Linked DNA regions of Mus musculus: regions 1 and 3 are each linked to region 2. A link is a loop called in an ENCODE intact Hi-C map of the cell type or tissue named here. Cell type or tissue: heart. All regions are shown on one strand.

What was found. A loop is a pair of places that touch in the nucleus more often than their neighbours do. Peaks named below come from ENCODE experiments on the same cell type or tissue, not always from the same donor. Only the 100,000 strongest peaks of a DNase experiment are listed, where the experiment ranks them.
Region 1: a loop joins it to region 2, with 2.1 times the contacts of the local background. A loop is called at or near these places in 8 of 42 quality-filtered maps.
Region 3: it touches region 2 in a loop (2.5-fold over the local background); 9 of 42 quality-filtered maps call a loop at or near these places.

Annotation. Positions count from the first base shown.
Region 1 is chr11:60,525,172-60,527,671 of GRCm38, forward strand. Myo15 (myosin XV) reads left to right here. Exons shown (of 65, transcript NM_001103171.1): 64 at 1,349-1,489; 65 at 2,153-2,500. The coding sequence ends at 2,254. Among named protein-coding and RNA genes, the nearest start is that of Alkbh5, 11 kb to the right of the region's middle. In heart, no CTCF peak of the experiment used is centred here; a DNase peak (open chromatin) is centred at 1,460.
Region 2 is chr11:60,457,191-60,459,690 of GRCm38, forward strand. It overlaps Drg2 (developmentally regulated GTP binding protein 2), which reads left to right. Exons shown (of 13, transcript NM_021354.2): 3 at 2,252-2,341. Among named protein-coding and RNA genes, the nearest start is that of Drg2, 3.8 kb to the left of the region's middle. In heart, a CTCF peak has its summit at 1,007 (motif pointing right); no DNase peak of the experiment used is centred here.
Region 3 is chr11:60,535,957-60,538,456 of GRCm38, forward strand. It overlaps Alkbh5 (alkB homolog 5, RNA demethylase), which reads left to right and starts at 1,727. Exons shown (of 4, transcript NM_172943.4): 1 at 1,727-2,500. The coding sequence starts at 2,467. In heart, a CTCF peak has its summit at 1,218; DNase peaks (open chromatin) are centred at 585, 1,305, 1,685, 2,025 and 1 weaker place; H3K4me3 peaks cover 2,448 bases; H3K27ac peaks cover 2,500 bases.

The DNA.
Region 1 (2,500 bases), 68 kb after region 2:
ACTTCCTGCTTCCAAATATAGTCAGGTCCCCGGGAGCTAGGGCTTTCTATAGCCATCAAGGAGCTAGACTTGCTACACTTTCCTTAGTTTTCTTTTTCTTTTTCTTCTTTTTTTTTTCTTGGTTTTTCAAGACAGGGTTTCTCTGTATAGCCCTGGCTGTCCTGGAACTCACTTTGTAGACCAGGCTGGCCTCGAACTCAGAAATCTGCCTGCCTGCCTGCCTCTGCCTCTCGAGTGCTGGGATCAAAGGCGTGCGCGACCATGCCAGACTTCTTAGATTTCTTAAAACCAAACCTGGTGCCTTTAGTCTCAGCACTCAGGAGGCAGAGGCAGGTGGAACTACATGAGTTCAAGGTCAGCCTGGTCTACAAACCAAGTTTCAGAAGAGCCAGGGTTGGCCGGAGGCAGAGGCCAAGGAGACACAGAGAAACCCTGTCTTGAAAAACAAATAGGGCTGGTGAGATGGCTCAGTGGGTAAGAGCACCCGACTGCTCTTCTGAAGGTCAGGAGTTCAAATCCCAGAAACCACATGGTGGCTCACAACCATCCGTAACGAGATCTGACTCCCTCTTCTGGAGTGTCTGAGGACAGCTACAGTGTACTTAAATATAATAAATAAATAAACAAATCTTAAAAGAAAACAAATAAAACAAAGCAACAATAACAGCAAACAAGAAAATTAAATAAAAAACAAACACCAGAAAACTTGCATTATGAGTTTGGGATAAAAGCTTTGCTCAAAGGTGAGTCTAGGGGACATTGAAAGAAGTGTGGTGGAGAAAGGTCAGGTGCACAGTTGGCTGGAGATACTGGGAGACAATATAGAAGAAGCCTCTTTGTCCCCACAAGACATGGGGGACAAAGAACGAGCCTCTTTGTCCCCCCAAGAGTAGAGGTGAGCTTTTTCTTCCGGGGTAAGGAGCTGCCATGATCCTCAGTCTACAACTCAATTGTTCAGTAGCTGGGGTGGTACTAACTGTATATCATTCTACCTTCCTCTGCATGGGGGCCAGAAATAAAGCTCTTTGCTAAGGGATATGGGTGTTTTCAGAATGAGTTTTGATATAAATGAGTTTTGATATAAAGGTCGGAGTACCCACAGCCCCCACTACCCTCTGCATCTCAAGCACGAAGCATCAGTATTTGTTGAATCAGTTTCCTCTGGTGAGGAAGCTGAGGTCCAGAGTGGTCAGGTGAGTTGCTCCAAGTCACAAAGCCGATGTGTTATCTGAGGAACTGACATAGAGCTGGGCCTTCTGCCTTCTGATCTGACCTGCAGGGGAAGGTTTGACATGGTAGAGACCACCTCACCCTCACACCTGTTTGCCCCCTCTGTCCTCATCCCCAGGAGTTGATTGTGAAGATTCCCCTGAAGGAGATCCAGTCCACGTGGACTCAGCAGCCCACAGCCAATTCCAGTTACCCGTATGTGGAGATCTCCCTGGGGGATGTGGCAGCCCAGCGGACCATGCAGCTCCAGCTGGAGCAGGTAAGTCCAATCCTGCCAGCAGACCTTGTCATGTGATGCTCTGGCTTTCTCATTCTAAGCACTGGGCTCTTCTCCAGCCTGGGCTATGCCTCAGAAAGCAAACTATTCCGGTACAGGGAAGAGAGCTGTGAGCTATTGTGAAGGCCTTCCCAGGAAGCAGTTTAGCAGTGCATTGGGGGGTGGGGGGAGGATACAGGTTGTTTGCAGAATAGTCAGAAGCCTTGGATCCCCTGGAACTAAATCCACAGACAGTTGTGAGCTGCCATGTGGGTGCCGGGAATCGAACCCAGGTCCTCTGGAAGAGCAGTAGGCCCTCCTAACTGCTGAACTATTTTTCCAGCCTCAGACTGTTTTTTGTTTTTGTTTTGTTTTGTTTTGTTTTTAAATCTAAAGGATTTACATGTAGTAAAATCCTGGGCTTGGCAGTGGTAGTGGTATATACCTTTAATCCCAGCACTTGGGAGGCAGAGGTTGGTAGATCTCTGTACCTTTGAGGTGAGCCTGGTCTACAAAGCAAGTTCCAGTACAGCTGGGACTGTTACAGAGAGAAACACTGTCTCTAAAAAAACCAGAGACAGAAACAGAGACAGAGACAGAAATGGGGGGTTGGAGGGGGGAGAGAGAGGATGAGAGAGAGACTATTTTGTGTCCCCTACTCTGCAGGGTCTGGAGCTGTGTCGCGTGGTGGCTGTGCATGTGGAGTCCATGCTCAGCGCCCGGGAGGAGCGGCTCACACTGCCTCCCAGCGAGATCACCCTCTTGTGACGTGGCCTACCTTTTCACTGCTTCCCGCCAGAAGATTTGCTCCATGCCCTGAGGGTAGATGCTCAGCCTCTCCAGACCAAGTGACTCTTGGGGTGCTGGGGAGATGACTCAACAGTTAAGAACATTGGCTGGTGAAAAAAAGAACATTGGCTGTTTTTCCAGGGACCTGGGTTCAATTCCTAGCATCCACATAACAGCTCACAACCATTTGTAACTCCAGTTCTATGATGTTGTCCATGGGTACCA
Region 2 (2,500 bases):
GTGATGAGAGTCAAGAGAAGTTGGGCCTCAGAGCTAGCACACAGACTGGCTACAAGTGAAGTGATGATGTCACTGTGGAGTCTTCTAGAAAGTTTCTTCTGGAAAGTGGTTCAGTTTAATGTCCTATCTTGACTCACATTTTATGTGGTATGATTAAGTAAGCATCTTTGCCAGGGCAGATAAGGTTTTAATACATTTCAAATACGTGCCACACTGGATGTCAGAGAACTTAAAAGAGTCAGTTCTTTCCTTCTACCTTATGGGTCCATAGGATAGAACTCAACTTGTCAGGCTTGGTGGCAAATACTTTGTATCTGCTGAGCCATCTTGAGAGACAATAGGTTTTTAATGCTAGAATGATCTTGGATTTTTGTTGTTGTTGCAGAGAGTTGCCAGAGTCCTGATAACTGTTTCTTTATTGGTAACACTGTTACCTGAGGAAACACCCTTGTTACAACCCATGCATTAAGGGCAAGCTGTTGTCTGTGTCCATGCTTGGATTCATAGCTCTTTTAACTTCTACTAACCTGGCTTCCCTCACCATATTCACCTGCCCTGTTCCCCTGATTCTAGGCAGCCCCAGCATACTTTGGTTTTTACTTTTTGTTTTGGTTCAAGGCCCGTGTCTCACTGTGTAGCTCTGCAGGGGCTGGAATTGGCTCTGTAAATCAGGCTGACCTCAAACTCAAACTCACAGTGACCTACCTGTCTCTGCCTCCTGAGTGCTAAGATTAAAGGTGTGCCTCACCTTGTCTAGCCCTGATTTTTAGTTTTATTTTTCTCTATTCACATGTGTGTGGGTACATGTGTTTGAGGGTGTTTGTTTGTGCACGTGTATATGTATAGGGGTGGAGGCTAGGACAATATCCAGTGTCATTTCTCAGGCTCTCCACCTTGGTTTTTGGTTTTTGTGGAGGTTTTTTTTTTTTTTTTTTTAGATTTATTTATTTATATCTCTGAGTACTCTGTCTGCATGTACACCTCTATGCCAGATGAGGGCATCAGATCACATAGATGGTTGTGAGCCACCATGTGGTTGCTGCCAATGGGATTCAGGACCTCTGGAAGAGCAGCCAATGAGTGCCCTTAACTGCTGAGCTATCTCTCTAGCCCCTCCACCTTGATTTTTAAGAAAGATCTCTTGCTGGCCTAGACCTTGTCAAGTAGACCAGGCTTTCTGACCCAATCCTAGGAACTCCCCCTGCCTCCACCTCCCCGGTGGAGATTATGGGACCACTCCTAGGTTCTTTACATGAGTGCTATGGGAGCATACACTTTACTGATTCGGCTCCTAGCCCCAACTCCACACCCCCTTTCAGTCCTGGGCATTTCGGCCTTGTGCCCCTGAGCCACAGTCCCAGCCCGATGATGTGATGACCTTGATGTTTCAGTGCAGTCCTAGCTTTGGAACTGTCTGCTTCAGCACAATCCCACCATGTGTCCCTCAGCCAAACCTCGCTCCAGAGGCCTGTCTCATCTGACCTACTCCCTGCCCTAGTCTAGGATCTGCCATTTCTCCGAGGAGGCCTGGTTTCCTTTTGGGGGGAATGGTTGTGGAAACCAAGACTGAGGCGCTGGCTTACTTGTTAGCAGGTTTGCTGGTATACAGATAATATATCAGAGCAAAGATGGGCACAGGAGGCTGCCCATCCCAAAGCAGCGCTCCAGAGCGGATGAGCCACGGCACCTGTTCTTGGGTACTTGCTATAGGCTACGCATATTTTATTTGTTTTTTCCCCCTCTATAATTAGTGTGTCCTCAAAAGAAAGTGTGCCCCTAACGAGTCCTGTCTTACAGGGTGGCCCATCTGATCTAGGATCGGGAATGTGCCCAAAGGTTAGCCTTCAGCATCATCACTGTGCATGGTGGCAGCCAGGGCTCTCAGCACCAACTACTCTCTATGTGCAGTTCCCCGTACAGCCCCAGAGCAGCGGCATGCTCAGAATTCTAGGCTCACTAGGACAGTAGAGCCGGAGAAAGGCTCCTGGAACAGGCGGGGAGAGCTTGGGAGGCAGGTCCCTTACCTGAGACAGTTGTGAGGCCTCCAAAGACCATGGACTCTGGTGCCAGTCCGTGTTTGTGGGCTAGAGACCATGCTTTGTCTGAAAAGTTACTCTGTACACTCGGCCAAGTCCTCAATCTAAGGTCAAGGAAGGCTCCTACTCTGTCCACTCACAGAGACTTACCCAGGAAACTGAGTTAAGACTCCTTTGGGCAGTGGCCTTTTTTTTTTCCTTTCTCTCTCTCCCAGTCCACCTTCTTGAGTCTGATGACCTCTACAGCCAGCGAAGCTGCGTCCTATGAGTTTACCACCCTGACGTGCATCCCTGGGGTCATTGAAGTAAGTAGACTGTGCCGGGCCCATGTGAAAGAGGGGTGCTTGTGTTTGCATTTGTCAAGTGCTCCTTATATAAGCATCTGAGGTAGCTGTCCCTATGTGGGGATACCCTGCAGTACTGGCCCTTCTGGGGACCTGAGAAGTACCTGGCTGACCTCACTT
Region 3 (2,500 bases), 79 kb after region 2:
TGGAGAGTTCAACCTATGGGATAGTCGCTTAAAAAAAAAAAAATCTTTTTCTGAGGCAGTCTATGTAGCCCTGGCTGGCCCTGAACTCCTGAGGTACATACACACACACACACAAAACTTAGTGCTGGGTTTAAAGGTGTGCACCGTACCCAAAGAGGGTCATTTTTGCCTGGGTGAGCAGAGCTGGGGACCTTAGCTATTAGGTGCATCTGGGTGCAGTGGTAAAGAGCTCCCGCCATGAAAGGCAGATCAGAGGCTTAGAGAGCTGGGCTCCTGAAAAGCTTCAATCTGCCCAGGCAAACTGCTCAGGTAAGAGACCCACCAGGTGTTCACACAGTACAGACCGGGCTCAAGTCCAGTTCAGCTGGCTTTGCCCTTCAGTCCATCTTCTACCTGCAGCTGCCCTTCCACCCTCTCTCTGTCACCTGGGCCCAAGGGGCTGCCCCGGGAATCCCCAGACCCATTTCCCTTTTGTCTGCCTGCTGTTTGGGAGAGAGGGTGGCCTGGATTCCCTAATTTCTTGGCTTTCCACTCCACAAACTTTTCCAAGTTACCACACAGTCCCCACTTTCCAACAGAGACTGCTGCCACCCTCAGTTTTCAGATTAGAAGACTGAGGTCTGGATGCTGTATCAGCAATCCTTCTGCTGCGTCATTCCATCCTCACAACCACCGTTCGAGGTAAGTACTGGTTCCTGGTTTTACACACCAGACTCTGGGATGCCTGGAAGACAAGGGGTGAGCTGTGTGACAGACACTGTAGATGGACAGGCATTACAGATGACAGACAGCATGGACAGCCAGGAGGGGCGGCGATATATGAAAATCTGACGGAGTATCAAAGACTGGAAAAGGGACTGGGAACCAGAAAAGGAAGCTGGAATTCATCTTGGGGAGGTTCAGAGCAGAACCTCTTTGCTATTCCTATTTGCTGGAGTGCCCAGGGACCTCCAGCACGGCTAAACCTTTGTTCAGGCTTTCTCCTCCGCTTCAGGATTTTTTATTGTTTGGGTTTGTTGTAGTTGTTTTGAGACAGAGGCTCGCTGTGTAGCCTAGGTTGGCATCCAATTTGTGAGCTATCCTCCAACCAGTCTCCAGAGTGCTGAGACGCATTTACCATCCCACTGTGCAATTTATTTATTTTCTGTCTGAAGAATATTTCCAATTTGGACCGATCCGTGGTAAATCTGCGCCCTTCAGACAGGAAAGCCTTTTTGTCGCCCCCTATAACAACGCCCAACCCCAGTAGGAACGTGACGTGCCCGTGCGCGTGCCCGCGGCTGCGCGACCCGTGGGCAGTCCCGGGACGTGACTTGTGGAACGTCCGCTTCGGGAAGCGATGGCGGCGGGAATGGGGTGTGGGTGCCCGGACCGCGCGCCTCCAGCTTTTGTTGTCCTGGCTTGCTCCACAGTTTGGGCCTGATGCTCTCCTGCCCGTAATTTTAACTTTCCACTGTTTCCGAAGCTTCACCGGAGTCCTGAGGGCTTTTCGTCGCCGAGAACTCCATTCAGGCACTTACTTAGCCACCCATTCACTCTTCAGGGGTCCTCGAGCTTCTGCCCGAAGCTAATTAAGTGATGGACGCAGTAGCCAAGGAGACTAGTTGATTGACAAGCATGATTTACCAACCGACTCTGGAAACTCCAGTCCGTGTTTGCCCAACGCGTGGCCGGCAGTCCAATTAAGAAAGTGGAAGCTCCAAAGGGGGCGGTCACGGGGCGGACTGGGTTGTGGCGATTCCCGAGGATTTGTGCGCTGGAAGCTGAGGCGTCTGCGGGCATCCGCACGATGCCGTGACGCGGCAGCGCTGTCCAGTGGACACCGCGAGCACACTCCGGCGGGTGGAGTCCCTCGGCCCCGGAGGCGGCTTGGCGTGCAGGCAAATTGTTGTTTTCGGGAGCTGTTCTCGAAGCTTTCCGCGGGTGGGGGGAGGGGCGGCGGCCGACGAGCGGGCCTCGTCTGCGCATGCGCCGGCCTCTCCGCCGACTGGGCGGCACGCACGCGCATGCTCAAAGTACGTGGAGTCTCGTGGCCGCCGGCAGTGCGCACGCGCGTCGAGAAGCCCGCTAAGGAGCGGCGCTGTCGGAGGTCGGGCGGGCTGGCGGTGACGTCGTGAGGAGAGCTTTAAAGTGCGGGCCGGGCCGGGCGTCTGAGGGTCCGACCGGGAGTCTGGCGGAGTCTTGGCCGAAGCCCTCCGCGGCATGAGGCGCTGCCGGCGCCTTTTTCCCTCAGGACGCGGAGAAGGTGGAGGAGGAGGAAGCCCCGCTGTAGCTGGTGCTGCATGACCGACCGCGGCTGAGGTTCGACCCCTTCCCGGCCCCTCTACGCCTACCCCTTTGGTCCCTTGAGCCACGCATGGGGGCCTGGCACTGAGGACCCTCGCTTCCCTTTCGGGTCCCTTTCGGGTCCCCTGAGAGCCATGCCGGACCGCCGCGGAGGACCCTAGAGTTGAGTTGGCGGGGGCCATGGCGGCCGCCAGCGGCTACACCGACCTGCGGG